Regions from separate parts of the Mus musculus genome. Here region 1 is linked to region 2. Evidence: chromatin loops called from intact Hi-C (ENCODE). Cell type or tissue: left cerebral cortex. All regions are shown on one strand. Each heading gives the region's core, and the rest is flanking DNA. Links, peaks and the distances in the headings are about the cores only.

The links. Peaks named below come from ENCODE experiments on the same cell type or tissue, not always from the same donor. Only the 100,000 strongest peaks of a DNase experiment are listed, where the experiment ranks them.
Region 1: it touches region 2 in a loop (2.5-fold over the local background); 17 of 42 quality-filtered maps call a loop at or near these places.

The regions. Positions count from the first base shown.
Region 1 is chr19:42,262,170-42,276,866 of GRCm38, reverse strand. It overlaps Golga7b (golgi autoantigen, golgin subfamily a, 7B), which reads right to left. Exons shown (of 5, transcript NM_027694.2): 2 at 13,413-13,538; 3 at 9,964-10,116; 4 at 9,789-9,890; 5 at 6,519-8,515. The coding sequence ends at 8,405. Among named protein-coding and RNA genes, the nearest start is that of Gm34347, 7.5 kb to the left of the region's middle. In left cerebral cortex, for the core only: a CTCF peak has its summit at 4,384; DNase peaks (open chromatin) are centred at 4,382 and 6,254.
Region 2 is chr19:42,189,479-42,204,175 of GRCm38, reverse strand. It overlaps Zfyve27 (zinc finger, FYVE domain containing 27), which reads right to left. Exons shown (of 13, transcript NM_177319.3): 12 at 14,573-14,654; 13 at 9,583-13,793. The coding sequence ends at 13,729. It overlaps Sfrp5 (secreted frizzled-related sequence protein 5), which reads left to right and starts at 1,924. Exons shown (of 3, transcript NM_018780.3): 1 at 1,924-2,684; 2 at 4,318-4,395; 3 at 5,145-6,205. The coding sequence starts at 2,165. The coding sequence ends at 5,491. In left cerebral cortex, for the core only: a CTCF peak has its summit at 6,897 (motif pointing left); DNase peaks (open chromatin) are centred at 5,889 and 6,925.

The sequences.
Region 1 (14,697 bases), core at 2,166-10,165, 73 kb before region 2:
CAGGCAATATGGATGAGGGCTAAATTGAGCCAGGACATGTTCTTTGTCCCCCTCCTCTCCCAGAAGATCCACAGAAACGCAGCCAGGGTGACCTTACTGAGAGCTGTGGCAAGCTCGGGGGGGATGGCCAGACCATTGCCTCTGCCTTTTAATTGAGTTATTTGGTGGCCATTTGCCGTTCAATTGTATCGCTCTTAAGCACTGCCTATCCACATCTGCCTTTTGGCAGCACATTGCCCAGGAGCCTTCAGAATGCACAGCTGCATCATCTCCTTCTTCCTGGCAGCCCGCGATAGGCTGCATCTCCCATTCAGTGCCCAGGGCGAGGCATTGTGACAGGCACCTGAGGCGGGTATGGGAGGGGGAGACATGAGTGGACAAGATGCCCACCCTCATGGGGTTTATTGATTAATTGGGGACAGCCAGGAAAGGGGCTGTCATTGTATATGAGACCTTGTAAGCTGTGTGTAATGTTTCCTCCTTCCTAAACATCCAGCAACACTGCTCTCAGGTGGTAGCTGGTCCCCAATCACTTTTCCATTACAGAAATCGATAACTTGAATTACTCCAAAATAACGAGCCCCTCCATCCCCCCTCCAAAACTAATTTTTCAGTGTCTGCATTTTCCCCCGTGCTTCACTCTGGGTCTGGAATCCGTCTTCACGAAGCAGCCCAGGTAGAACGGCATTTCGATCCTGACTGTGACATGCTGAGGCAGAGTGAACCAGGATGCAGTGTCAGGGACTTAGGTTCGAATCTTTTCTCCGAGACATTCAGCTTTGGGCTCTTGTCCCACTACCTAAACAACCCCACATATAAAGTCAGATTACAAGTATGGCCATCCACCAGAGTGTTGGAGAAGTAAATGAGGCAATGATGCTCACCAATGTTGCTGTGCATATTAGGGGTCACTGAAGCCAATTAGCTCCATGTGAGCATCTTCAACCTTCTATAACACTGTGTCACAGGTCCACTGCATACTGAGGTCCCTGTGTCCCTTCCACAATCGCATTAATATCTTACATTGAGGAAACCAACTATCATTTACAAGGATGCATTCCCGTAATGCCTGCTGATTTACGAAGGACCAAGCCTAGGCTCTGGGAAGTTAAACGAGTGGCTGGGGTGGGAGGGTGAGGGTGGTGAGTCCCCTGGCTGGTGCTGTCCCTGAGACCTTCACATTTGCTCCTCTGTCATCCCTGAGTCAAAAACACAAACCCTGGTGCCATTCCAGATGCTGTGCACTGCATCCAGTATCCCACAACCCACAGATGCTGTGCACTGCATTCAGTATCCCACAACCCACAGATGCTGTGCACTGCATCCTGTATCCCACAGCCCACAGATGCTGTGCACTGCATCCTGTATCCCACAGCCCACAGATGCTGTGCACTGCATCCTGTATCCCACAACCCACAGATGCTGTGCACTGCATCCTGTATCCCACAGCCCACAGATGCTGTGCACTGCATCCTGTATCCCACAACCCACAGATGCTGTGCACTGCATCCTGTATCCCACTCCAGATGCTGTACACTGCATCCTGTACCCCACAGCCCACAGATGCTGAAATGACAGATCCTTTGAAGGACCTCTTAAAAGAAGAGCTGTGAGCACGGCATACTCTGCCCTTGGTGCTGCCTGGAAAAATATAGCCTCAGGAGTCACCTGAGAAGAACCATGTGGAATCCCTCAAGTGCTAGACTCTAAAAGCCAGAAAGGATGCTGGCATTACAGGGTGCCAATCTCATGCCAGGCACACTTCTGGACATTTTCTGGATGATTCTTTGAGATGGGTTATTCTTATATTTTTGGTTGTGAGCCTAGCCTTTTACGGCTGAGCCATCTCTCCAGCCCAGAGATGGGTTATTCTTAACCTTTACCGTCAGTCATATATATACACCTTTGAGAGTCTTTTAAGAGCTATGGATTTTGTCTCCCAGATAAAAATACTGATCGTATATTTACGTGCAGGGCCTGGAGGTGGAGGATAGATATCAGTTAAGATAAAGCGCTTGACACGCCTTTGATCCCAGCACTCAGGAGGCAGAGGCAGGTGGCTCTCTGTGAGTTCAAGGCCAGCCTGGTCTACATAGTGAACCCCAGGACAGCTGGAGCTACATAGTGAGACCTTGTCTCAAAACAAAAAAAAAAAAAAAAAAAAAAACAAAAAAACAAAAAAACAAAAACACAAAACAAAAGCTGGTGTTAACCTTTTCTGGTTTTCTTACGCAGAGGGACCTTCTCTTTTGGTGGCCTCGCCCTCAGTATATCAAACACTTTTATTTATTTATTTTCTTACACAGAGGAATAATTTATTGCCACAAAATTTGCTTTACATTTACTCTTGGGATATGAAGGCTGTTGCTCATCTTAGGGGTAAGGAGAGGGTTTGGGGTGGAAATGGAAAAGGAAGTGGCTGGAAGAGAGGTGAGGGAGAGAGGACACACAGAGGAGAAAGGAAGCAGGCTTGACCCAGATTCCCAGCTGCCCACTCTCTGGACACCAGAACTCAGTTCAGTGCTGCCAGGGAGGAGCAGAGACCAGAACTTCCAGAAGCCTGAAGTCCAAGGGTCCAAATGTCTGACCCACTCAATTTTCAGACGGCATCAGCAGGTCTCACTCAGCCCCTGAAGGATCAGCCTCAGGGTCACATCTGTTTCTCTTTCTGTGGGGTATATATATCCATCCTCTATGGAGAGGAAACTAATTTATTCTGCCACATGCTTCAGGAATACTGAACCTTGTGATCGGATAGCTGTGTGTCTCACACTAAGGGAGGAGGAACAGAACCCACGTTTTTCACTAAGAAGGAGCAGATCATGTGAATAGAGAGGGTCTTCCACAGCTACAAATGGTGGTGGTAAAGGTGAGTGTCCAGCACAAGCCAGGTGCTGCACTGACTAACCTCCAAGCCACCAAGCCACCGTTGACCCATCTAATGCCCTTTGAACTTTCCTATCCACGTACTTCCCGGATCTTTGCGTAGCTAAGGTTTATTTGCAGGCCGTATCCCGTGCTAGGTAGGTAAGCACTTGACTACATCCAGACTGAAGCTAAGGGTGGAGTGGCATGCAGACATGTGGATTGTTTCTCTGAGTCTCTAACATTGGCAGGCTATTACTGCATCTTGATGCCTTAACTTGATGCCTTAACAGATATCCTGGGGAAAGCCCCACAGGACACTGGACAGCAGACAAGTGTTAGGTCGGTGCTGAAAGTGGGGTTCAAGGGTGTGCTCCACATGGCTTCTCCAGCAGGACCTGTCTGGAGGAGACAATGGCAGGAGGGGAAATCAGAGAAGGGAGCAGAGGAGGTAGGAACAGCTGAGGGAGGGCACCTAAAAACTCAGGAGTCGAGAACAAGATTGTCTGAGTGCAGTATTTTTTCAAATTACAACTAAAAAAATATTAATAATGACTTAAAAGCCACAATGTTTAAGAAAGACACAATTAATATTCTGATCTTTCCTCCCCCCCCCCCAGGCTCCCCTTAGAGTCTGTGAGTGGGAGGAAAAGACTATGGAGTTGGTGGCAGAGCTGTCTGGGAAGATATCAAACACTTTTATAAATATCCCCAATAAACAGCAAACAGGAGAGGCGCGCGCGCACACACACACACACACACACACACACACACACACTCTTCATATGTTGAATTGCAACTGCCTGGGTTAACACGAGGCATGCTAATAGATCTTCAGTAAACCATGAATTCTAGTGTTTTGCTTTCTTTTCCTACCTTGGAGCAAATACACTTTTTTGTTTAATTTTATCAGACAATAAAACACAGAAAGATGCACAGAGCTCATGTATTCAGTACACTGACTTTTTAAGAAGTGAGGGCCCGGTGCGCTACCAGCTCTCCAGACCTCCTCTCCTCCACCTCAGATAGACAATTTCGTCTCTCTTTGAACTTGTTCCAGGCTGGGTCTGATTACTTTTGTGGAGCCAGTGTTTTTAATCCAGGTCTCATGATTAGGTCTGAACGGTTGTGTGAAGTGTTTCCTGTGTGATGATGGAGAAAGCCGAGGCTGCCTCTAATGCTGGCCCACATCTTGAAGTCAGGGCTCAAAGCCAGATTTTGTTTGGAGCCACGTTTTCACTAGCTTGTCCTTGGAATAGAAGGCAAAGGCCAGGTGAGGGTCCTTCCTTCGGGGACCTCACAGGAAGTGTCGGGGGCTGGGGGGAACCTGGCAGGGCCTGGAGCAGCTGAAGCTGACTGTGGGGAGAAAGAGTGATTGTCGCAGGATCTCTGCCTGGACTCACAATTCTAGACACCGCAAAGAACTTCCAGGCCACAACAGCTATACTGGCTTAGGGTGGTTGGCTTTTCAGTAGTCTTTTGGCTCTTGGCTGCAGTACATGATCCCACCACTTGGCGGCACTCGAACTTATAGAAACCCTGTAGTCTTCGTATCACACAGGCTGTCTTTGACCAAAGGAAGAAAGGCAATGAATGCACTGAAACTTGCGTGGAGTGTGTCAGGATGGCTGTGCCCTTCAGAGGGAACCAGGGAAGACCTGCCCTTTGTGGCTTGTGTCTGCTTAGCAAGGGGAAGTGACATGGCTGCGACCAGCCAGAGGGGACAGGCCACCGCTTGAAAAACTGAGGCAGCAGAGAGAGCCACACACTTCACCAGATCTGCAAAATCAGGTCTCCCCTGCCATTCACTGAGCTGTCCCTGTGAGTACTACATGCCTGTGCACACAGCCCACCCATAATTCTGTGCTCCTGGGGCATGGAGGTGCCAGGCCTGCCTCAGAACCTAGAGACACAAATAGACCCAGGTCCTTCCTTGGGAATCTACGACTCTGGTCTCTGAGTATCTAAGGGACCCTTGAAACTAGATTCACCCATGTGCCTTTCTGCAGTCTGCAGCCTCCTCTTTAGATCCAAAGCCAAGCTCTGCTACTTAATTGTGTGATTTGGGGTCATTTAACTTCTGTGAGCCTCCTCTGTAAAATGGGTATAGTAACACACACCATGGAAAGTTCACCAGAAGGCCCAAGCAGTGAATTATGTGGTGGCTTAGTCTCGTGCACACACGATAAGCCTCAAACAAATACGACCATGTTTCTTCCTTAAAAAGAAATGTTCTTTTAATATGTACGAGTGTTTACCTGCATGTACCATGTGTGTGCCTGGTGCCAGAGGAAGTCAGAAGGTGCCAGGTCTCCTGGAACTAGAGTCACAGGCGTGATCAGCCATGTGGGTGCCGGGAAGTGAACTCAGGCCCTCTGGAAGTGCTCTCAACTGCTGGGCCATCTCTCCAGCATGGCTACCCTTTTTATCTCCTTCATCCTTGCCCTTTAAAAGTGGGAGAGCTGAATGCCTCTCAGCCAGTCAAGCAAGGTGGTGGGTAGGGGGAGCGGGTGAATTTTTGCCAGTTTGGAAATCCCCCACCATCTGCAGGCCTTCCTCTCTAAAGTTTGGCTGAGGTTTAAACCTGACCTCAAGCTACAGCCAACTTCCCCCCAAAGCAGAACTCAAGCAGGACCTCCCTGCCACCGACCGGAGCAGCTCACCAACCCCACCCACCCACACACACCCGAAGACTCAGCAGAGACAGAGGCCCAGGCTCCCCCGGGTGCTCAGGCACCAGCCATGTGTCCCCTAGTAGCAGCAACCGGAAGCTCCTGAGTTACCCCTCAGAAGAGACCTCCTTCGTGACCCCACTCCAGGACACCCCCTGTGGTCTATCGAGGTCCCTTCTGGAACAGACCCTTGACCCACAGATCTGTGTACATGGCCCAGCCCGCCAAAACCTCGGACAACTTTCTACCTGGGAGTAAATCCATTTTAACTCCACAGGCTCTATGGTGGTGCATGTTATTCAACCTCTCTGGACCTTTTGAGAAGACTCAGCTAATCTTCAAATCCCTCCTCATCCCCAGAATACGGTTTTATCGAAGTGTCTGGTATATCATAGGTGATTAATAAATGCTTAATCTGGTGAAACTCCAGCTATAGGCTATGCTAGTTTCCAATATCTTCCTGCTTTCTAATATTTTTAAAATTTTAATGTAGTCACACGGGGTGGGGGGGGTACCATTCTGTGATGCACGTGTATGGAGATCAGAGGACAATTTTAAGGAGTCAGTTCTCTTTGTCCGTCTTTACCTGGGTTCCAGAGCCCAAACTCGGGTCACTAGGCTTATGTGGCGAGCATTTCACTGGCTGAGTCTCCTTGCCAGCCCCTTCTAGTCCTCCACACTGAACCGCCCACCTGTGTGACTCAACCCCAGACAGTGCCTGACCTAGGGTAAGAACTCAAGTAACAGGCCCTCCCTATCTCAATGATAAATTACTCTTGGCTTAGCTTTTATTTGACCCTACTGGCTCCACCCGAAGTTGCAAATCTACCAAAGGTTAAGGGCTGGTAGAGGGACCTGGACAGTTCCCCCTCTTCACTGTCCCATACACTCCAAGGGCACAGTGTATCAGTCCTGCATGCCATCTGCTGCTTCCTCACACCCACACCCAGTGTCTCCTTGGATGGCCTGGTGGAAACAGCATGGAGCCTCAAGCTGGCAAGTCCTTTTATTGGGAACAGAATAAAACAAAAGGTCTCCCTCCATTTTGCCTCTTCCCAACCTTCCCAACAGGCTGTGCAAAGTCAGACAGGACGCCTGGCTGCACAGCAGGCTACAGAGGGCACAGGCTTCTGCAGGGGATCGGGGGCTGCAGCTCGGAAAGAAGGGGTTCATTGCACCAGGGCTCATGGGGCTCGGGCACCCTGAGGCGTCAGGGGCTTGGCCAGCCCTCTCCATCCGCAGCACAGTCTCCTGCTGTAGAGAGACAGGCCCTTTCAGCTCCAGGAAGCTGCTGATAGTGGCTGGTGATTCCTGTCTAGTTCTAGCACCTCCTGCCCGCTGAGGTAGGCAGCCCCTTTCTGTCCATCTTAAGGCCCCAGGATGCATCACCTTCAACTTAGCTCCCCTAGGGAGCCATGGCTCCATTCGCTTTTCCTCGCAAGGCACATTTGCCTTGAATGTCCGGGGAAGCTTCATCTACAAGGGCCTCAGGGTCCTGACACCTGGGCAGGCTGAATATGCAGCATCTGTGGCCCCACTGTGCCATGGGGGCTGGGAGAGGGGCACCAAAGACCACCTAAACGCTGGCTTGGTTCTCCTGGGAGCCCAACAATCCCTCCATCAGAATGTGTACAATAGAGCCAGAGGTGGGAGAAAGGCCAAGAGGAAGAGCCAAGCTGACAGCCCAGCTTTAGAACATTGACTTACAGAGGGCCAGGAGGGACTCACAGAGAGGCTCTGCAGACCAATGTGAGACAGGATGGGGCAGGACTCAGTAGTCATTAGCCCAGCAGCCAAAGAGAACACACAACGACACAACCGAATCTCTCTCTCTCTCTCTCTCTCTCTCTCTCTCTCTCTCCCCACACACACACACAAACACATGCATACTTACACATAGACATGTATACTCACGCAATACACTTGTGCACACGCATACATAATTTGCATGCACGTGTTGCACACATGCACTTACCTTCTCCCTCATTCACTCAGATAAACATAGGTTCACGCACATGTGCACATACACACATTGACTTGTGCAGTCATACATATACAGGCACTCATATTCATACCCTTGTTTGCTCACATGTGTACATGCTTAGCCACCCATACAAATACATACATACATTTGCGCACACAGTGCACTCCACATGTATGCACACGATGCAGGAATTGGATCCAGTTCAGGAGTTCAAGCTCTGTCCAGCTTCATTCGTCCAAAGTTTTCCCATACCCCAGTGGAGCCCATCAGAGTCCTAGGCTGAACCCCTAAAATCAGTTCCTGGTGGGGTGCAAAGTCTCAGAGTTGGGTGCTTCTTGGCAAGGCTGAGAGAACTTTCGGCTCTGAGGACAGGAAAGTCACTGCCTTTGGAGCGGCTGAATAGCTCCCAGGGCACCCATCTCCCCAGATCTCCAGTGAAGAGATGGGACCACTGACAAGCAGGAGCCCATAGTAGCGTTGGGCCTTAGAAAGAGTCTTTGAGGGTGAAGTATCATGCAGGGTGGGAATTCTCCAGGCCCTCCTTAGAGTGAGGAAGGAGGCAGGAAAGATAGGGTTTGTCCAAGCTGGGTCCCCCACCCCCACCCCAGACATCCTAGGACGGTCTGGGTCTGATGACTCAGATCAGCCTCATGGGAGAAAAAAAAAAAAAAAAAAAAAGGTCCAGGGTCAGAAAGAAGAAGATCCTGCCAAGGAGCAAAGGTCTGGGGACAGGGAACAGCGGGCAGGCACCCTCCCTTCCGCACCACATGGCAGGGTGGGCCCAGAGAAAGACTCAGAAGCGGGTGCTCTGGTAGCGCAGCCTCCGTAGATCTGCCAGCCCCTCGCTCCGGCTGTACACCTCCCTACAGGGACTCTCGGCCAGTCACCGGGCCCCCGCCCCTCCCCCGCCAGCGCTGCTGCTGCCGCTGCCGCTGCTGCTGCCGCTACTGGAACTACCACTGCTGCACCGGTCCTCATAGATGGAGATCTCGATCTGGGACGATAGTTAAGGAGCTTCGAGCACCCGGCTGCTAACCAAAGAACGGAGTACAGACCCAGAACGAGCCTGTGACCTGAAGCACTCTATTCCCAAAGACCAGAGGCCTGACTAAAATCCAAACCCTTCTCCAAGCCTCAGCTAACAGTTTCTGAGAGGACAGAGGGCTGAGTGCACAACGGGATCCCATGGACAGATTCTGGCTTTCTTCGAGATGCACTGGGAAATGGTGTTAGATACAAACACTTCCCTTTCCATATCCCTAATGGCCCACTCCAGTTAGGCCAGGCCAGGCCAGTCCCTTCACCTGCTAACAGTCAATTATTACATCTGCAAAGTGGGGACACTAACAGCGCCTTGAGGTTCCTGTGAAAATTAAATGGAGTACCTGAGTACTGAACACAACACAAGAACTCAGGAAAAAAAGAATCGGGGGAAATATGTGTGTTTCTGGGGACTATGTTTTCTGAACTCTTCTCTCAGCTTTATTGTAAAATATATTATTTTAACTACTGCACGGGGAGCTATTCACCTGAACTACTGTTCCAAGTGGGGTCGGCAGAACCCATCCACCCCCTGCCCGGCCTGTCACCAAGACAGCCAACCCATACAGCAACCCCATCCTGCCGCTCATTTTGATCTTCTGTATTCAGTGGAGAGTGGGACTCAACACAGGCTATTCAAGGAGATTGTGGAAGCCGTGCAGACTCTTCAAGTACCAGAAAGTATTACAGGTTAAGAGAGCCTGGGCTCAAATCCTAACTGTGACAATCTGCTGCTTGAAGGTAAGTGATTGAGCCAGCTTCTCTTCAACATCCTGGTACACACCGGAGGCTAGGAAAGGCCCGACCTCTTGGGAATGAGATGGACATCACATGATATGGTATTTTTCTTTTTCTTTTTTTCTTTCTTTCTTGTTTTGTTTTGTTTTGTTTTGTTTTGTTTTGTTTTTGTTTTGGTTTCTCTGTATAGCCCTGGCTTTCCTGGAACTCACTTTGTAGACCAGGCTGGTCTCGAACTCGAGATGGTATTTTTCAAAGCCTTTGCATGGTGGCTGACCTGTTTTAAGCACCAATGGCATGCAGTTCAATAAATACCAAGCCTGAAACTCACATGTGACTCCAATAACTAACGGTGAAAGACGCCTACAGCCAGTGGGTTGTGGGATCCCGGAAGGCCCTTAGGGAGGCTCCCATTTCCTATCGACATCCTCAAGGAGCCCGTTGGGTAGACAACTCTGCACCTCGTGTAGAAGAGCGCGGAAGGATACAACCCTCATTCCGCGTTCCACCGGATCCGTGAGCAGGAGCCCTCGGGGAGCAAAGACCTTCTCATTCTGCTCCTGGATGTAACGGGAAATCTTCTTGAGAACCTGCAGAAACAGGGGTCCTTAAAGACGAGCCTGTGGCAAGGTAGCTGGGGAAGGGGAGATGGGGAATCCACACCTTCTCATAGTGGGTCTCCATGCAGAGGAAGATGAAGTAGGCCGTGGCGCAGGCCAGGCAGCCCTCCAGATAGGAGCTGCCCCCGATCTTCTCAGCCTCCGCATAAAAACCATTGAGGGTCTTCACCGTCTCCTCAAAGAGCTGCCGCTCAATCTGGAGAGAGAAGGGCAGACTGTTAGTCTCCCCAGCCTGGGGACAATCCCCAGCGGCGTGGGATAACAGTCCTGGGGCTGCGTGGCTGGGAGGGGGTGAAATAGTGTCACACAGGCATGACTGAGAGGCTGCAAGCAGAATAGACAGAGCTCAGGAGCAGGAGACCTGGTCCTGGTCTCCTGATTTGGAAGGAGACCTGTCCGAACTTGCCCATGAGCTAGCCGTGTGGCCCTGCCTGAGTGGCTTGTCCATACCGTGTTGGTTTCCGGTAGGATGAGAACCAACATGACTTTTGGCCTCCCTTGGAAACAGGGGACCTATGGTGTCCTAGGTCAGTGGTTCTCCACCTTTCAAATGCTGTGACCTGTTAATACAGTTCCTCGTGTTGTGGTGACCCCACCTCCAACCACAAAGTAATGATTTTGCTACTTCATAACTGCAATTCGCTACTGTTATGAATCATAATGTAAATATCTGATATGCAGGATATCTGATATGTGACCCCTGTGAAAGGGTCATTCGACTTCCAAAGGGGTCACGACCTACAGGTTGAAAACCTGTATGTCCCAGATGTTTTATGCAAAAGCTCGGTCATGTATTCTGGTGATGTCACATCCCACTGTAATGACTGTGCCAGGGCAAAGTCTCCTGATTTGGAAGGGGCTTCAGCTGCCTGCAACTGACAGTGAGAGCTTAGAACTGACACTCCAGGGGCTAAGAAGTCACTAACCACCACAGCTGCCATACGTGTGTGTGTGTGTGTGTGTGTGTGTGTGTGTGTGTGTCTGTCTGTCTGTCTGTCTGTATGTCTGTATGTCTGTCTGTCTGTATGTGTTTGTATGTGTGTCTGTGTGTGTCTATGTGTGTCCGTATGTGTGTCTGTGTCGATATGTGTCTGTGTGTCCGTGTGTGTGTCTGTGTATCTGTGTATAAGTGTGTGTCTGTGTCTGTATGTGTGTCTGTGTCTGTATGTGTCTCTGTATGTGTCTCTGTGTGTAAGAGTGTGTCTGTGTGTGTATGTAGGTGTATGTGTGTATATCTGTGAGCATGTGTGTGTGTCTGTGTCTGTGTGTCTGTGTGTATATGTGTCTCTGTGTGTGTATGTGTCTGTGTGTGTGTCTGTGTATCTGTGTATAAGTGTGTGTCTGTGTGTGTAGGTGTATGTGTGTATATCTATGAGCATGTGTGTGTGTCTGTGTGTGTGTCTGTGTGTAGGTGTATGTGTGTATATCTGTGAGCATGTGTGTGTGTGTGTAGGTGTATGTGTGTATATCTGTGAGCATGAATGTGTGTGTCTGTGTATGTGTGTCTGTGTGTGTCTGTGTATAGGTATATGTGTGTGTATCTGTGAGCATGTGTGTGTGTGTCTGTGTGTGTCTGTGTGTGTCTGTGTGTATATCTGTGAGCATGTGTGTGTGTGTGTCTGTGTGTGAATAGGTGTATGTGTGTGTATCTGTGAGCATGTGTGTGTGTGTCTGTACAGTCTGGAAGTTGGCCTGTGTCTGTAACACTAGGACATACTGAGAATGTTCTATGTGCCAAAAGCTTTCCTGTCACCCCACTCTCTTTCTCACAGGTGAGTATTGCTCTGTGACCCTGAGACCACGAGAACCCGGAGGCCTCCCTGCCCCCACTACTGCCTGAACCCTTCCTGCAGAGGATGGCCATGCTTACAGAAGAATAGGATGCTCATGGTTTTCCAAGTGCCAGGGAGGAGTCAGTCAGCAAAGACCAGCCACACCTCGTCTTTCATACCTCCTCAAATGGTCTGGTCTACAACATAGATCAGCACCAGGTCTCTGCCTCCTCCAATCCCAAGTCAGCTCTAAGGCAGCTGCCTGCCTGGTGGGAGCCGAACACCAGGCAGGAGAACACAAGCCTTGGCAACAGGAGAACACAAGCCGTGGCTGACTGCCTTAGATGCCACCGCCACTGGATGAAGCTGGTACATCAGCCTCCCTCCCCGCTTTGTCTAAGACAGGTAAAAGGATGGGGAAGCAGCCTCTAGCTCTTCCCCTGGGTCTCTGAGCTGCCCTGCCACCCCTCTTATCACACAGCATCTACTTTCATCTGTACCTACTCAGGATGCATTTGCATCAGTGTGACCAGGTTCTTGCAGTACTTTCTAATAACATTAGTGAGTCACTTCCTGCTTCTAGTCCTGAAGGACTTTTCTGCTCCTGAATATCTCTCTCTCTCTCTCTCTCTCTCTCTCTCTCTCTCTCTCTGTGTGTGTGTGTGTGTGTGTGTGTGTGTGTGTGTGTGTGTGTGTGTGTAAGGATCTGGTTAGAACACATTTATATTTGGGAGCTCTAAGGTAGCCGTAAACCCTTGCATTGTTTCCCAGGTGGTGTGGACCCTGGCAGCCCTGGGGCATAGTTTTGAGAAAAGGGCTTAGTGGTGGTGCCCAGTGCTGGCTGCACACTAACAACTCTTGGGCACTTTTTAAAGGCAACACTGCACTCCAGTCACCGCCCCAGGAGGTGGTGACTCAGTTTGGGAAGGGGGGCGCTAGGTCAGAGCAGCAATTACTACTGTCATCTTATCCTACCCAGGTAGATGCCTTGTCTGGTCCCCCATTTCCCAAACTTCACAAATGACCCCAATCCAGCCAAGAGTGGATAAAGGCACTGTAATAGACAGCCAGCCACTGCCCAAGCAGGATCTAGGGACCACTCAATTCTAGCTCACCTGAGAATTCCTCACTTTAAAAAAAAAAAAAAATGAAGTCCTACCAATTATGGTTAAAATAATTTTTAGTTAACTTTTAAAAATTAATTTGCAAATTAAGGCATAAAACATTGCCAGTGCCCAGGAGCTACTCCCCTGGAGTCCGACTAAAGTGTTTTGGGGTGCATTGAGTTTTTTCCAGCTCCCCAGAAAACTCTAGTGTGTAACCAAGCTTAAGGACAGCTGCCAGCAAATAGAGATGCTTAAACCACAGGCTGGCTACTGTGTCAGCGAGTGTGGAGGACACCTGATCTCACTCACTGGGGCTCAGGAATTTACATTTGTTTAACAAGATTTCTAGTGAATTCGAATGCCATGGTAACTTGAACTGCTGGACAGGAACAAGTCTGGGGTTTTCTGTTCTGTTTTGTTTAGTTTTTCAGAGAATTTTCTGTGTGGAAATGCCAGATAATCCAATGGATTTATCATTCTTCCATTTGAGGCAGCTGAACAAGTCATGCATTTTGTGACATTATGTGTCATATATAAGACTGGAGGAAAAAAAAAACCTAATTCCCAGGGCCACCACAGAGGTGGAGCTCATGTTTTGAAAAAGGTGACCTTACCCGGCTATCCAGCTCTGGCGGGAATTTGGTCTGGAACTGACAGATGGTGCCGTCACTGTAGTCTCTCTGGATAAAGACCTTGGTGGCCAGCGAAGCGCTTCGCCTGAGCTCCTGAAGATTGTGGACCTGAGGAGATGAACAGGGGACACGTGCTTAGGCGACCATTGTCTCCGTGCACTGATACGGAGGACTCTCCAGCATCGTTGAATCCTGGCGCACAGGCATAGGCTGGCCCCACAGCCAGGCTCCAGGGCCGCTGAGAAACAGGCCTTGTGTGGCTCACTTGAGCTTCCTGAAGTCATCATAGTGTGCATACAGAAGCCAAGAGAAGGAGCAAGGCTGGACCAAAACGAGACGCTCAGAGCCGTCAATCACAGCAAAAACCGGATTCTAGCAAAGAGAAGTGAGGCAAGTAGCCGCTAGCCCTGCGCTTGCACAGACAAAGATGGAAGCTCTGCAAGTAGAGGTGACAAGCAAGCTGGGGAGTGGAGCCCGTGGAAGAGAGGAAACCCGGGATGTGTCCCTAGACTCCAAGGGAGAGTGAAGTCCTGGCCAAGTTCTAGAAGGCCAGGAAGCACTCACCATGGTTTTCTTAACCCAGCAAAGGCCTATGAATGGCTATATCCCAAGAGATGACTGAGTGTAAAGTTGACTGGGGCCAGATGCTGAATTAATAGCTTTCCTTGGTAGGAAGGCATGGAGTGACTTCTGTCTCTCCATCCAATCTGAAAACTTGACCTTGACCTGGCCCCTGAAGGAAGTGGGCACTACACCACAGAAGAACGAGGTCTCTTTCTTCTCCCTCTCCAGCCTCAGTCACTCACACTGGAGACAAACACACCATTGGTGAAATACACCCAGCATTGGAAACGCGTGGAGACCAGGCCCTAAGGCAGAGAGAAGGAGAGCTAGTTCATCCTGTGTAATTAAGCTGAATCCATCCAGTCACTTTTCTCTCATTTATTGAGTCCCTACTAGTGCCAGGCTCTCCAGATACTGAGCAACAGTCAGTCAGTCTATGGGCTCCAGGGAGGAAGACAAGTTAGAGTCTAATGAGTCAGACTGTGATGAATGGTTGGAACAAAGTCACAGCTACTCAGAGATGCTTATGCACAGAGGCTTCTGGAGACCGCACCGAGTCCTAACGGAAGGTTAGGGATACGCAGTGATGGGGGCTGGACAGAAGTAGAAAGAGGAGGAAAGGGTGGCCCTGGAAAGGGGAGTAACGAAGACACGATCTGCTCCAGTGGCTCGAGGCAGCATTTAACAAGACCCATGCTGGCCA
Region 2 (14,697 bases), core at 2,266-10,265:
TTTCCATCCATCTTTGCCCATCACAACCACTTCAGTGGAAGTCCCACTTTATAAAGTAGGAGACTAAGGGTCAGGATAGCTCCTACTTGCCAGAGGCTACGCAGGTAGTTGGGAAAGAGGGGGCAGAATTTGAACCTGGTTTTCAGTTGCAGACAGCATCCTTTCCCATTACTACTGTACCCTGCTTCTCTCTGTGGGGATCAACCTTTCGCCCATCTGCAGAGACTCTTGATGCTACACATAAAGGAAAGGCCCCAGCTGGCTTATACGTGGACTCAACTATGTCAACCAGGACATCAGAGGCATCCCATCCCAACCTGGACTGCCTGCTTCCTCTGCTCCATCAGCTACATGAAGGACCAAGCCTTTGTACCTCATATATATCAGCATGTGGCAAGTGTCCTCTATGTGTGGAGTGGATACTATAGTGTGGGTCCACCTCTCTCCGCTACATGAGCAGGTCGGTTAGAAGCCAAGAGCCCTGGAAATATTGAGGAGCAAAGAGAAGAAGGAAGGACAATTGGGGAGAAACGCTCCTTATTCAAAGTGGAGCCAGTCCCTACCCCCTCAATCCCTACCCCCCTCACATATACTCCACTTTCCCACCCCCGGCCCTTTGGAAGCTCGTCCCCGGAAGGGAAGCCAGAGGTCTGGTGAAACCAATAAGAGCCTCCTTCCGCAAGCCTCTGTTCCAGTTCCTCTCACAGAAAAGTCAAGGAAGACAAAACCCAGACAGACACTAAGCGTGGGATCCTGGAAGTCACCTTTCTGATGTCTGCTTGGAGGACAGAAGCAGTTCTCCTTACACCCACAGTGTTTCCTGCCCAGGCTGGACTCTATCTTGCCCAACAATAGTGACTCTGCTCTTTGGAGCCTACCGCCTGAATCAGACCCTGCCCTCCTTAGCGCATGACCCTGGGACAGTTAACCCCACGTCTCCAAATCCTCAGAATCCAGACCTTCAGGTTGTTGATGTGTGCTCTGACTCTGGAACCGCACTACCTATATCCAATGGCCACTTGGAATCCTCACCTGACCTCAGCTTCAGCATCTTTATCTGTAAAGTAGTGATAATAAATGGTTCCTACCCTCCTTAGGGCATCACTGTGAAAATTCCATGAGGTAGGTTATGAAATGTGCCTAGGACAGTCTCCAAGCACAGCTAGCACCTATTGGGTGTGAGCTTTCATTAGAAAAGGGCATGGATAGCCGGGCGGGGTGTGCATGCCTTTAATCTTAGCACTCGGGAGGCAGAGGCAGGAGAATCTCTGTGAGTTCGAGTCCAGCCTGGTCTACAAATTGAGTTCCAGGACAGCCAGGGCTGTTACACCGAGAAGCCCTGTCTCAAAAACAAAAACAAAAAAACATAAACAGATGTTTATAAGGTCGTTCAGTGATGCACATTATGCATGGCACTTAGTAGGGATTCATTAAATAGAAGCCAAAATTCCCTTTACCCTGCCCCCTCGGGTGCCACGGATTTGTCTTAGCCATCTGCTATCCCTAGAGGGCTGCCAAGTGCCTGGCATTGGACAGAACCTCAGGGCATACTTAAAGACCTCAGGGTGAAGCTCTGCTTGCCTGGCCAGGAGGGCGTGGATGGCCAAGAGACTCCATTATCTGAGAAGAGCGATGGAGGTGTTGGAGAAGGGAAACCAGAGCCGAGCAGGGAAAGGCCGAGGCACAGAGATAAGCAGGTGAAGTGAGTGAGAAAAGGAACAGGAGAGAGACTGTGGTGGAGAGAGATAAAAAGACGAAGCAGGGGGCAAGGGTGAAAAAAATGCTGAGCCCCCAGGAAAAGGCACAAGGAGAGGTCTGGGCAGCAGAATAGTTGACGGGTCAGGGTCGCGAGGCGAGGCGGGACCCGAGGGACCCGAGCCGGGCGGGAAAGACTCAGGGTTCCTCCCAGGTCCGCCAACCCGGGGCGGGGGTGGGAGGTGAGGGGGACCAGCGGCTGCAGATTGGCTAGGGAACGGCGAAGCCTGGGCTGGAGCCCCGTGGTGGGAGGCGCCTGGATCACTCCGGCAGCGGAGCGGAGCAGAGACTGCCACCTACTTGGACGACCCTAGTAGCAGCCGGCTTCAGGGAACATCCCAGCCGGGGCGCACGCCGGGCAGCGGGGCGCCGAGCACCGAGCCGTCGGGGCAGGCCGCAACATCCAGCCATGTGGGTGGCCTGGAGCGCACGGACGGCCGCACTGGCGTTGCTGCTCGGGGCGCTGCATGGGGCGCCAACACGCGGCCAGGAGTACGACTACTACGGTTGGCAGGCCGAGCCGCTGCACGGCCGCTCCTACTCCAAGCCACCGCAGTGCCTCGACATCCCCGCCGATCTGCCGCTCTGTCACACGGTGGGCTACAAGCGCATGCGGCTGCCCAACCTGCTGGAGCACGAGAGCCTGGCCGAGGTGAAGCAGCAGGCAAGCAGCTGGCTGCCACTGCTGGCCAAGCGCTGCCACTCAGACACCCAGGTCTTCCTCTGCTCGCTCTTCGCTCCCGTCTGCCTGGACCGACCCATCTACCCCTGCCGCTCGCTGTGCGAAGCCGTGCGCGCCGGCTGCGCTCCGCTCATGGAGGCCTACGGTTTCCCTTGGCCCGAGATGCTGCACTGCCACAAGTTCCCCCTGGACAACGACCTCTGCATCGCGGTGCAGTTCGGGCACCTGCCTGCCACCGCGCCTCCAGGTAGCGCCTTTGCGCCCAGAGCGCCTCGGACTGATCCTCTCCCCAAACCCTCATCTGTACTCCCCGATAGGTGCCAAGCCCCTATACACAGCGCCCTGGCACTGTCTCCTTTTTCCTTCCAACCTTTATAAACTTGAAGCTCTGGGTATTCCCACTAGTTCTCTCCCAACTCTGACCTGTACCTTGTGCAACTCACAGCACGCTCGGTTTTCCGAGCTGCGGAATCCCTGGAAGCCTTGGAGACGTCCCTCATAAATGCCGTATTCCTTTCCTCATCTCAAGGATGCTTGGGGTCGCTAGGCAGTTTCTTTGACCTGAACTGCCGACACCCAGACAAGCGCTACTCCTTCCCTGACCTCGGGAACTTTGAGAAGAGGCGGGTGGTTAGGGAAGCCCTGAGGGCCCTCGTTTCAAGGCCTGTAACCCTAACTTCCCCTCCTCCCAATTCCTAGGCTTTTGGGTACTTTACTTTTCTGAACCTTCTTTGCCCAGCAGTGAAGTCCAGCATCTTGAGCTCCCAAGCCCTGCTTCCCACTGGCTCGTTATACTGCCATTAGACCTGATTTCTGATTCATCTTCCTTTTCATTGTGCAGGTCCTCAAAGCTGTCCCATATCTGGGGGCCACACCCCCTCCTCCTTTCTCCAAGAATGCCTGTCCTCTTCCAAACTGGCCTGAGCCCCTAGCATCTCCCCCGCCCCCCACATACACACCCATAGCTCCCAGCAGGCAACCTTTGCCTGTTAACTGGGATAGTGAGCGCTCCCGTGAGCCCCCACAGCTGGAACATTCAAATCTCCCCCCCCCCCCGCCCCACCACTCCTCCCAAAGCATCTGAGCTCCTCTTTGTATCGCCCTAACCCCTCTCAAATTAATCAGCTTGGTCTTAGGAGCCTCCCACCTTCTCCTTCTCCCTCTCTGGGGGATTCTGGGAGGGAAAAGTCTCTATCTTGAAGGCTGAGAGTGGCAGGCAGGAATAGAGTCAGCTAAGCAAGAAATCCACGGTTCCCAGAATCCTCCAGGTTCCTTTTATAGTTTCTTTGGAGCCCAAACATGAACAGCAGGACAAACTCAGGCTCAGAACCCTGTCCTGGCCCTACCTTGCTACCCATGACTCCCCTTCTCACAGCGAGGCTTGTCACCTGGAGGCCAGCACACAAGAGAACCCAAAGGCAGGTTGTAGAAAAGTGTGAGTGGCCAACAGATGACATTAGAATGTTTCACATAAAAATGAGTCGTTTGGACTTTCTTCGAGAAAGTTAATGCTGGCTTGTGCCTGACCCCTGCAAATAATATCCACCCTGGTCATAGAGCAGGGGCCACAGTCCTGAGCCCTAAGCTCTGCTGACTAGGCTACCACATTACACCTGGTTTTCCTCTGCTGATAAGTAGAAAAGGCAGTGCCCGTTTCACAGCAAGCACTAGATGGAATAAAACTTAGACTGTAATGTATGTCGTGGCTGCAGAAGAGAATCTACCTCACCATACTGTCCCTGCACTATATGAGCTCTTGAATTGTCATTGCCATCCTCCTCTTTAGTAATTAGAGCAGCTTCTGTGAGGAGGGGGGCTAAGGGAGGAGCCTGTACTGTCCTGCTGTTTAAGACCACACCCACTTTGCTTTCTCTCTTCAGTGACCAAGATCTGTGCCCAGTGTGAGATGGAGCACAGCGCTGATGGCCTCATGGAACAGATGTGCTCCAGTGACTTTGGTGAGTGTGGAATCACAGGATCCTGACAGTTCCCGCAGCAGCCTGGCTCAGAACCAGCCCCACCTGACTACCGCTACTGCAGCTGTGTTTTGTCACTTCCCATAGAGATGCTTCCATGGCTGGGCTATCTTTTTTAGGGGGGGGAGCAAGCTTAGCTTGCTAAAAGATGGATGGGGCCCTCCTAGGGCACGGGAGTTGGCAATAGAAGTAATGTCCCCTATCCCTGGTATCTCTACTGAGTCCCTAGTGTTCCTCTGGCTGGGATGGGTTATGACTAGCTTTCCCCACGGCTTCATCTTGGACTCTTCTATCCTGGGACAGTTGAACCAAGCCAGTTAGGACCAAGATCACTGTGGGCCACGGAGTTCTGCATGTGACCTTTGCAAAGTTGGTTCTGTTTTGTGTCCTAGCCTCCCTGTCTATAAAAATAGGGAAAGGAGCAATGACGAAACCTTTGCTTTGGAGGAATCTTTATGTTGGGAGCCTCTTAGGAAAGAAAATGTCACTATAGTGCAAAAGGTGGGGCAAAGGGGAGAGAAGATGTTTCTAGAACAATTCCCTTCCCTGGGTGTGCAAAGTTCTTTTCTGGCTTCTTGAGTTGGGGAGGCTAGCTGTGGAAGAAGGGTGGAGCTAGCCAGAGGGTCCTCTCCCTAGGATTCCTGTCCCTAGGTCTCTGGTCACACTAGGGCTCCCGCTGTCATAAGCAAATGTGACCCTCTTCTGACCATCCTTTGCCCACCTTGCCACAGTGGTCAAGATGCGCATTAAGGAGATCAAGATAGACAACGGGGACCGAAAGTTGATTGGAGCCCAGAAGAAGAAGAAGCTGCTCAAGGCAGGCCCCTTAAAGCGCAAGGACACCAAGAAGCTGGTCCTGCATATGAAGAACGGGGCAAGCTGCCCTTGCCCACAGTTAGACAACCTGACGGGCAGCTTCCTGGTCATGGGCCGCAAAGTAGAGGGACAGCTGCTGCTCACGGCCGTCTACCGCTGGGACAAGAAGAATAAGGAGATGAAGTTTGCAGTCAAATTCATGTTCTCCTATCCCTGTTCCCTCTACTACCCTTTTTTCTATGGGGCAGCTGAACCCCACTGAAGGGCCCCCTGCTCCTTGCCCCAACCAGCCAGCTGTGCCTTGCCTCGCCTCTGTCCACGCCCACTTGGCCTCACCTTCACTCCCAGGCTGACCCATCACCCCCCCCCCCCAAGGATGGCTTCACGCACCTACTGCACAGGCTCCAAAGCAGAGGCATGGGGCTACCCTCTTTGACTGAAGGGTTCTGGGATCCTGGGGTCTGCCCGGGGACGCCCCCTCTCCCAGTAGAAGGACTTTCTCTTCTGGGGGAAGCCCTAGTGTCTGAAAAAAAACAGGCAGAGGAGGAAAATGTGAAGGACTACGGATACAGGATACAGGGCCTCCTGCAGCCTGGGGAGGGGCTTTCCAGAAAGGATTGTGGGTCTCATCGCTAAGCGGGATCCGTACTTAGGGAATAGCTTTCCTCCCCCATGCCCCTTTGTGTGTCATCACAGTCCTCCAAAGAGCAAGATCCAAGGCCTCCACGTCTTCCAGCCACGCCCACTCCTCATCTGGAGCCACGATGGACTGGAGTGCAGGCTCAGCTGCTTCTGCGTTCACTGCCACACAGCCTTGCTCCCTGGCTCTTGCTCTGCCTCCTCAATCCCTGTATCCCAACGACGATAAATTATTGCTACTGCTGTGGGGCCGCTGATTCTAGACAACAGGTTTGGTCCTTAATTTTTTTAAAAAGTTTTTAATTAAATAAAACAACAGTTGCTTTGGACCAATTAATTTCTTTATCCAGTAGTTCTCAAGAGGTGGAAGTGTAGGAAGATTCAGATGGCTTTGAGAAATGGACCCTGAGCTGACACTTGGTCCACTCATCTCCTTGGAAAGCCTAAGAAAAACTGTTCCCCGAGAATACAAGGTGTTACTCTCACCTCCAAGCCACTAAGTTAGGAATAGAGATGTCCCTGAGAAGACACAGACGTCCCATGTTTCCAACCCTTTCCCATAGTTAGAAGACTCCCAGTCATGCACTGTCCCCATCTGGGCATTTCCAGGTCAGAAGGGTCTAAGAAGGCCAGATCACCGGGGACAATGTCACCTCTCTCCTGGGATTTCCAGATACTCCTGGGCACTAATCCTGACATAAAGGTGACAGCTGCTTTATATGGATTTCACTCTAAGCATGTTCCTGGGCCGGCAGCAGCCATGTTACCCAGGAGCTAGTTAGAGACACATCTCAGAGGGCTAGGAGTGTCTGCCATTGGGAGACAAAGTGCTTGCCTGGGAATTCACACTCTACCTTGCTGTAATAGACTGCTTTGTTATTTTTAGAATATTACTGGGGATCTAACCTAAGAACCTGCATTTTTTTTAAATACATAACCTTAGCCCATCTACAGAGCTTTTAACAAATCCTGGGCCCCACTCCCGTGGAATGAAAACAGGGCCTCTGCCAAGCACCAGAACCCCAGTGTTTTGCCACCTAGTGGTATGCAGGGAGGCTCTGAGAGCAATCACTAGGACAAAGAGACCTGAAGCAGGGAGGGAGAAGGCTGGGGTGCACACAGCAGCTTTGAGGTGCAGGTGCAGGGCCAGGAGAAGGCTTGGAGGGAAGAGGCATGTGCAAAGAGTTCACTATGGAGACGAGGTAAGGTCCGTCCACAGATGTGGGAAGACCGGGTAGATGTCCACAGGGCAAACAGCAGGCACTCTGAGAGCTTTTTCCTGGCCAGCAGAGAAGTCAAGTCCTGCTACTCCTCCAAAATACAGGAGCCACCAGCTCTGGAAGGGTACTCCCTGGAAAAATGTCACCTGGGCAAAACAGAAGTGGTGGCATGGCCAAGAAGGGCACAGCAAGCAAAGACTAAAGTGGGCCAGTTAAACTGCCCTCCATGGAGGCCTCACGAGCAGGTGGCCTGGCCACTTAACCATAAATCACCTCTGGGCGGCCAGGTGGGCTCTGCCCAAGCAGCAGAGGCCCCTGTTCCTCATTCAGAGGAGGTGGTTGCCACCCAGCCTGCCCAAACCCTGCCCAACCCGCCTGGCTCCCTGAATCTGTGCCTTGTCTCCCAGCCTCCACTCTAACCAAATATTGACAGGCACTTCTCTGGTTCACCAGGCACAGATATTATTTTTCCACCAAGCACACAGGATCCGGCCACCTCTGGCTCAAGTCCAGTGCTCGCCTGGCAGGTGCTGGCGGCAGGGAGTGGAGGTGGGAGAGGGCTTCTGTAGCCTACCATTTGGGAGAGCCCAAGAGGGCACTTCTTACCACCCCAAAAGGGATCTGGCCCTATGCCCCACTTCTGTTCTCTGCCTGCCTAGAATCTCTTCTGGAATGGAGAGGAATTCTCCCAGGGAGCAGGGAGGCTCTGCAAGGCCCCGGGCCGGTCTTTCTTTAGCCAGTCCTGCTGGTCATACCGAGTTCCTTCCCAGTTGACAAAAGCCCACACCTGGACTCAAGAAACCAGTGAAGGCTGACCTCTGATCACAGGAGTGGAAATGCATTCCATGGTACATGGGGACCTCTCCACACGGAAGGTCTAGAGGTAGGGAGCTATGTGTTGGGGATGCGCCAGGCTCCAGATGTCTGCAGTTCTTGACTACAAGATAGTACCTCTTCCCAATTCCTGACAGCAAGGCCTACAGCTACAGCTCAGGAGTCCCCACCCCTCCTGAGCAGGTAAGCAGCAGGCCAGCAGGACAATCTGGTCGGCTTCCATTCCAGCTCCAGGCTAGGACTAAATCACATGACCACCCCCTCCCTTCGAGAGAGCGGAGGAAATCAAGTTTTCACCTGAACATAAAAAACATAAAAATTCTCATAGAAAACAGGAGTGACTTGGGAGCAAGGAACCTCACACTCGGGGTGGGGGTGAGAAGAGGCAATGTAGTTCTGGCCTCTGGTCCTATGAATTAGTAGCCAGGCAACACTGGGTACATGGCAGTGCTGCCGAGTGTGCGACAAGGACCTGGACATAATGCAGAGCTTAGGTGGCCAATGGTGGTTATTTGTATTGTCGCTAACACAACAATGCCCACACACAGTAGGTACCCAGCAAAATACCTGATTCTTCACTCAACTGAGATACATGACTGACAAGAGGGCAGGGAAAAGCCGGGACGTCTTACCTAAAGGCCAGAAGTATGGAGACTACATCTGGGGTTTTGCTTGCTTCAGAATTAGGCCCCTAGGTAGCATATAAACCCATGCCAGGGCAAATAGCAGACACTACTCAAAAGCACTTTGGAATTCTAATTTAAGCTTTACAGCTGCCATTTTGAGATAGGATCTCACAGTGTAGCCCTAAGTGGCTAACCACACTATGTAGACCAGAATGGCTAAAAACTCAGAGAGTCACCTGCTTCTACCCCTAAGTGCTATGATTAAAGGTGTGTGCCACCACACCGAGCCAGAGGTGGTGCATTTTAGTAACAGCTCAAAGACATTAAGGTTCTTGACCAAGCTGCACAACATAAATGGTGATGCTCCATTTGTCCCCAAACTCTTAACCACCACCCAGGACTTCTTAACCCCTCCCACTTACAACCTTCCACCCAAGAAACGCTTACTTGCTTCCAGGCATAGATACGTAAAATCCATATATTATATAAATCAAACATTTAGCCATAAATCTATTTCAAAATAACCCTTGGGCATACACACACCACGTAAGGATGAAAGCAAACCTGCACAGTAATGCACAGATGTGTTTGTATTTACACAGGGATTAAACCTTGGCTGAGTGGTTGATAGCATAGGATGCACAGCACTCAGTTCTTACAGATGATCAGTTTTGACTTTATAATCTCCAGTGCTGAGAATGCTGTTCTGTGGCATGCATTGGTGGTGCACACCTTTATGCCCAGCACTCGGGAGGCAGAGGCAGGTGGATCTTTTGAATTCCAGGCCAGCCTGGTCTACAGAGTGAGTGCCAGGACAGCTAGGGCTCCACAGAGAAACCCTGTCTCAAAAAACAAAAAAATTAAATTTAAATTAAAAAATAAAGAATGCTGTTCTGCATATAGACACACAGAGAGTACAAAATGGCAGAAGTATGTTTAGAGACATTTCATAAATTGTTTGAAATTCTATCCTGATCCCTGATCCAAGTCAAAGTTCACTGAAAAAAAAAAATTTATGAAACTGAAGTCAGCCGTTTCCACTTCTTTTTTAATTTTTGTTATTACTTGTGCTACAGTGTAGATGCCAGAGGAACTGCTTCTGTCCTTCAATCTTCTTGAGGCAGTCTCCGGTTTATGCCAGCCTCCTGCACACTCCAGAGCAATCCTCTTGTCTCTTCCCATCTTGCTATAGGAACACTGAGACTACAGACGCAACACATCAGGCTTTTTAACACAGGTTCCAGGGATCAAATTCAGGGGTCCAGCCCATGTGACCAGGACTTACCTAATGAGTCATCTCACTAGTCCACAAACATTAATTTTTAAAATCAAGTATTCCAATATAATGTGATGCAAAGATGTACTTTTTTGATATTTACATGCAAGCAGGGCAATAGTATGTCCTTATTTTCTGTAAGCCATTGTGTTCCTGTAAAAGCAGGAGCTGACTGGACAGTAAAAACACTGCAGTTCACAATATGCAGTGGTCTCACATCTGTGTGATTCAAGGAGTGTTCACTGGCTGTGTGGCAGGAGGGGAGGCAGAGGGCACAGGGTGCCTGTTGTGTGTTCAGAACCAAGACTGCGATGCTCAGGACAGGACTCCACAAACACCTCCAACTGATTTTCAAGTTTGGTTTTGAATTGTTTTTTAGTTGCTCGGTGTCTGATAGCCTTTTACTGTCACCAAACTTTTCCCAATCCTCACATGCAGTTACGGGATACCACACGGAATCACAGCCTACAGCTTAAAAGTCTGAGGACTATTACCACCTTCTACAGAGGTGAGATAGGACGGGACAGGCAATCTCAAAGGCTGCCTTCAGCTGCTTCCGTGATGCTACAAGAGCCCAGGCAGCAGCAGAGAAGCCTGCCGCTCCCACCCATTCCTTTTCACCCCTACTAGCATCCAGCCTCAGGTCTGCACAAAGCAAGCTCACATCCCACAACTGTGCAGCCATCTGTAATCCTGGCTAAAGTTCACTCCTTGGGAAATCTAATGTGGGGGGTGTTTGTTGCTGGAATGTGTGTGGCTGGAGCCTAGTGTCCCAGCCCAAACAGCCTCTGCTGGAGCCCCAAAGAAGGCTCACCGCCAAAGGAGCCCGGAATCCCCAGCCACCAGCAGTGCCAGAGAATGGAATGTGCTGCTGGGGTGTTGCTGGCAGGAGGTGGGGTCACTGGGAGCTAGGGAAGGTGGGGGCTCCAGCCACAAGGCCACTTCTGTTCTGGTAGAGACTGAAGGGGGATGGTGCTAAGAGGGTGGGGGTGGGGCAGACCAGTCTGTTAGCTCAGTGGCTAGCTCCTTAGAGAGTGGGGACCAGAACATGGCCTTTACCCAAGGCTTCTTAGACCATAGCTGCTATGAACACTTGTAACACAAGTGTTTCCCACTCCACTTTGGGTGGGGAACTTAACACCCCCCACCCCAGTACCTCTATTTACCTATTTAGAATATCCAAGAACTAGACAAACTGTGACACTGTAAGACATGAGCTACTGGCTAGGTATAGTCCCTGGCAGGATGACCTGTGAACAGGGCCAGCTGTGAGAAGAGACACAGATCTCTGAAAAAGGAGATTCATTTGGCTTCAGCCCCAGGGGCTACAGAAAACACCCCAAAATCATCACCTATTCCAGGTCTGCCAAGACCTTCTGAAGACATCCACATACTAGACCACAAAAGACTCAACAGACCTGAGCCCAAGTCAGGCTAGATGCCAGAGTTCCAAACCTGCCCTGCCACATGCCAGGACTCTAACACAACCTGGCTCTCTGTCTCTGTTCCTGGGTACCAGCAAATTGGAAGGTGTATTTTGACACAGACATCCAATTCTACAACGTGCAAGCTGTCTATCATTCCACATTGAGATCTCTGTACCACAGGCTCCATGGTGACACCATCACCAACCTTGCTGAACCCTGTTAGCTCTGCTCTCTTAAGAGGAACCTGCATCTGAAGACAGCCTCCCCACCTGTTCTCACAGGGACCTCCAGGAAACAAAAAAGGCAAGCCCCCTGTCTCACATCTGTGACTACAGCCAGCCTTTTTCAGCAGTGACAGTCACCTTTTGCTTTGTTTTGTTTTTCGGTTTTTCAAGACAGGGTTTCTCTGTAGCCCTGGCTGTCCTGGAACTCACTTTGTAGACCAGGCTGACCTTGAACTCAGAAATCCGCCTGCCTCTGCCTCCCAAATCCTGGGATTAAAGGCATGCGCTACCACGCCCGGCTACACAGTCACCTTTCAATAAGATGGCCTGATACCTTAAAAAAAAAAAAAAAAAAAAAAAGTTAAAATCATTCTTTGTTGAAGGAGGTGGTGGAAGAAGAGGAGGGAGAGGAGGAAGAGGAGGCAGCAGTGGCTTTTGCTATAAGGACACAGGACAGATGTGCATTCTTTCTAAAGGCTACAGGATGATAGCACATGGGTCCTTGGTAGGTGGGGCTGAGCTCAGAGCTGGCTCACAGTGCTGCTGCTGTGCACTGCCGGCCTTACCATGTGGAAAACAGAGCCTACCTCATGAGCTTGGTGCCAGCGCTAACATAATGTGTGCAGTGCCCAGCTCCAGCCTAGCCTGATCACAGGGCCAACTTGCACCTCACCCCACCAGAAACCTGCTTACCAGCTCTCAGCCTCCTGCAGCGCTGGCCTTTCTGTCTTTCCCAGAGGATTAGCTAAAACCTTTCCATTCTGAAGCCTGCATTATTTATAGTTAAGTTCTGGTCCCAACCTCAATCCAAGACCGTGGGTCTGGTCACAAGATAAAGCCCACCCCTCCTGTTGATAAGGCACAGCTTTCCACTGGGCCTGGCTGGCTCACGAATTGCCACAGGAGGTGTGCAAAGCCCACCTACAGCCCACCCTGGGCAACATGAAAGACCTGAACAGCACTAGGAGACCTGACAAAACCATAAGCATGGGGCCTTTTATTGACAATTCTCCACAGCGTTCCTGTCTACTGCTCTACAGTATAAATACGCAGAGGTGAGCATCTCTCACCAGGACAAAGGAGTACACCTCACCTGCTTGGTCCCCACTGCCAAACCCTCAGTGCTCTACTGCTGTGTGTGTGTGGCCTATCAGCAAGGAGGACCTCAAATGGTTCAGGTGTGGGCACCACACCCATGACTGGGCAGCAGAAACAGTTCCTGAAGATCAGCTCCAAGGGCAGTCCATGACTGCAGAAGGGTCTCAGGCAGAAGCCCCTTGTCTTCTTCATCCTACCCTGTGCTGCGTGCTCTCAGGAACCATGAAATAAATAAATAAATACTCTGAAAAAGCTCCAGGGGAAGGGGCCTGAGCCAGCTCATGGCTTAAGAAGAGGCACAGCACCCTTGGCAGGTCAGAGGGAACATAAAACTGGCCATGTGACTGACCCTATCCTACAATGCTATCTCTACTCCAGGAACAGCCCTGAAATCCGGGCAGTCCTACACGTCCCTGGACCTCAAAGGCTTGCAGTCTCTCTGCTCCACTCACCTGGCCGCATGTTCCATGAGATAAGGGCTAGAGATATGTGGCAGTGGGAGAAAGGTGGGGTGCCCTAGACTCAGAGCAGGATGGAAGAGTGATGTGAGGGTCCTGTAGCCACCCCAGCAGGGCTGAGGACACCAGAGAACCATGGGAGTTAAGATTCTGTAAGCAGAGCTTCCCCATCCTGCCATCCACTTGACACTGAAGGACTTGAGCAGCACCCTCACCTTCCCTCTCCTTGGGACACCTGGGAACGCCAGTCCTGAGGCTATTCAAAAGGCAAAGGCAGGCCATGGAGCTCTAAGTCCCCTCGCAGGCTCTCTGGGGCTGAGAGACTGACAAGTACCCAACAGGGAAGAACCTCTTTTCCAACCTCAAGTCTCTTGGATCCTAAGGTCTAGCCAGCCTGACCTTGACGACCAGAGCCCAGATGAGAGCAGGCTGTGCTCAATTCTGCCCTCTGGTGGACACTCCCTCGCTAGCCCTGAGTTAACAGGGTATAGGATAGAGCAGAACCAAGAGCCGGGACCCCAGGGGCTCCTCTCCCCCTGGGCCTTAGAGCATCACCAGCCCAGCTGGAGGCAGCAGGGGAAGGGCAGGAAGGACCTAGCTGTCAGGCTACGTTTGCCCAGCACAGGCCTCAGAGGCCCAGAGTTGGGACAGTAGGGTCACTGCTGGCCCCAGGACAGTTGGAGCCTGGCTTCTCTTCTCATTTGCTCAGGGTCTGATTGCAGGAGGCGCACACACACACAGTCTCTCTCTGGGCTTCAGGAGCTGGAAAGAAAGAAAAACTCAGTGAGACAGTTCTTTGTACCCTTTAGGCTCAAGGTGCCAAGTACTGAATTAGCCTCCCCAGTCCTGAGACAGACCACCCACGGCCCGGCCCACACCCTCCCTGACCCAGCTCCCTCCCTCAGACACGCTGGGGCACTGTGGCTCTGACGCCAACAGCAGGCCTCTCCCAGGTGTTCTATGCATTGGAAATTCTTCTGGCATCAACAAAATAAAATACCAGAGGAAATTTTCCCTAAACGTTTTAACAGTGGTTAAAAAATCTCTGGGTGGTAAGATTACAGGATCATTTTTCTCTTCCTTTCTTCTTTATAATAACCTCAAAACTTTATAGTTAACAAGCATGTGCTACTTGTAAGATTGGCAAAAAGCCTTGCCCCACACTGCAGCACATCACAGGGCAGGAAGTAAGATATCACCGCAGTTGTCAAGAGCACAAATACACATCCACGCTCCTGTATGTGCACGCTCATGCTTCCTACATGTGCACATCCATGCTCCCTTCTGCCTGTCAGGAACACAGGGGCAGGGGAGGACTTCCTTTTGCTCATCTACAGGTTTCATTTACAACAAACATACACAGCATTTAGGAAAGGAAGAGAAATTCCTTTGATTCTGTTAAAAGTGGACCTGGGGTAATGAAATAAGATTCAACCAGGTGGTCTCCTCTGGGAGGAAAGAGGAGTCTCGGGAGCTGTCTTGCTCTATGCAGGGCAGCCTCAGTCCTTCCCACAGGCCGCCTCTCTGGCCTCCTCGCTCACCTGTGGCTCCCATAGAGGACCTGGGCACCTTGAAGGAGCAACACCGCGAGCAGAAGCTGTTCCCACAGTTGCTGCAGCTCCGCTGTAGACGGGAACAACAGTGTCAGATGGAGCCCACCCTCAGG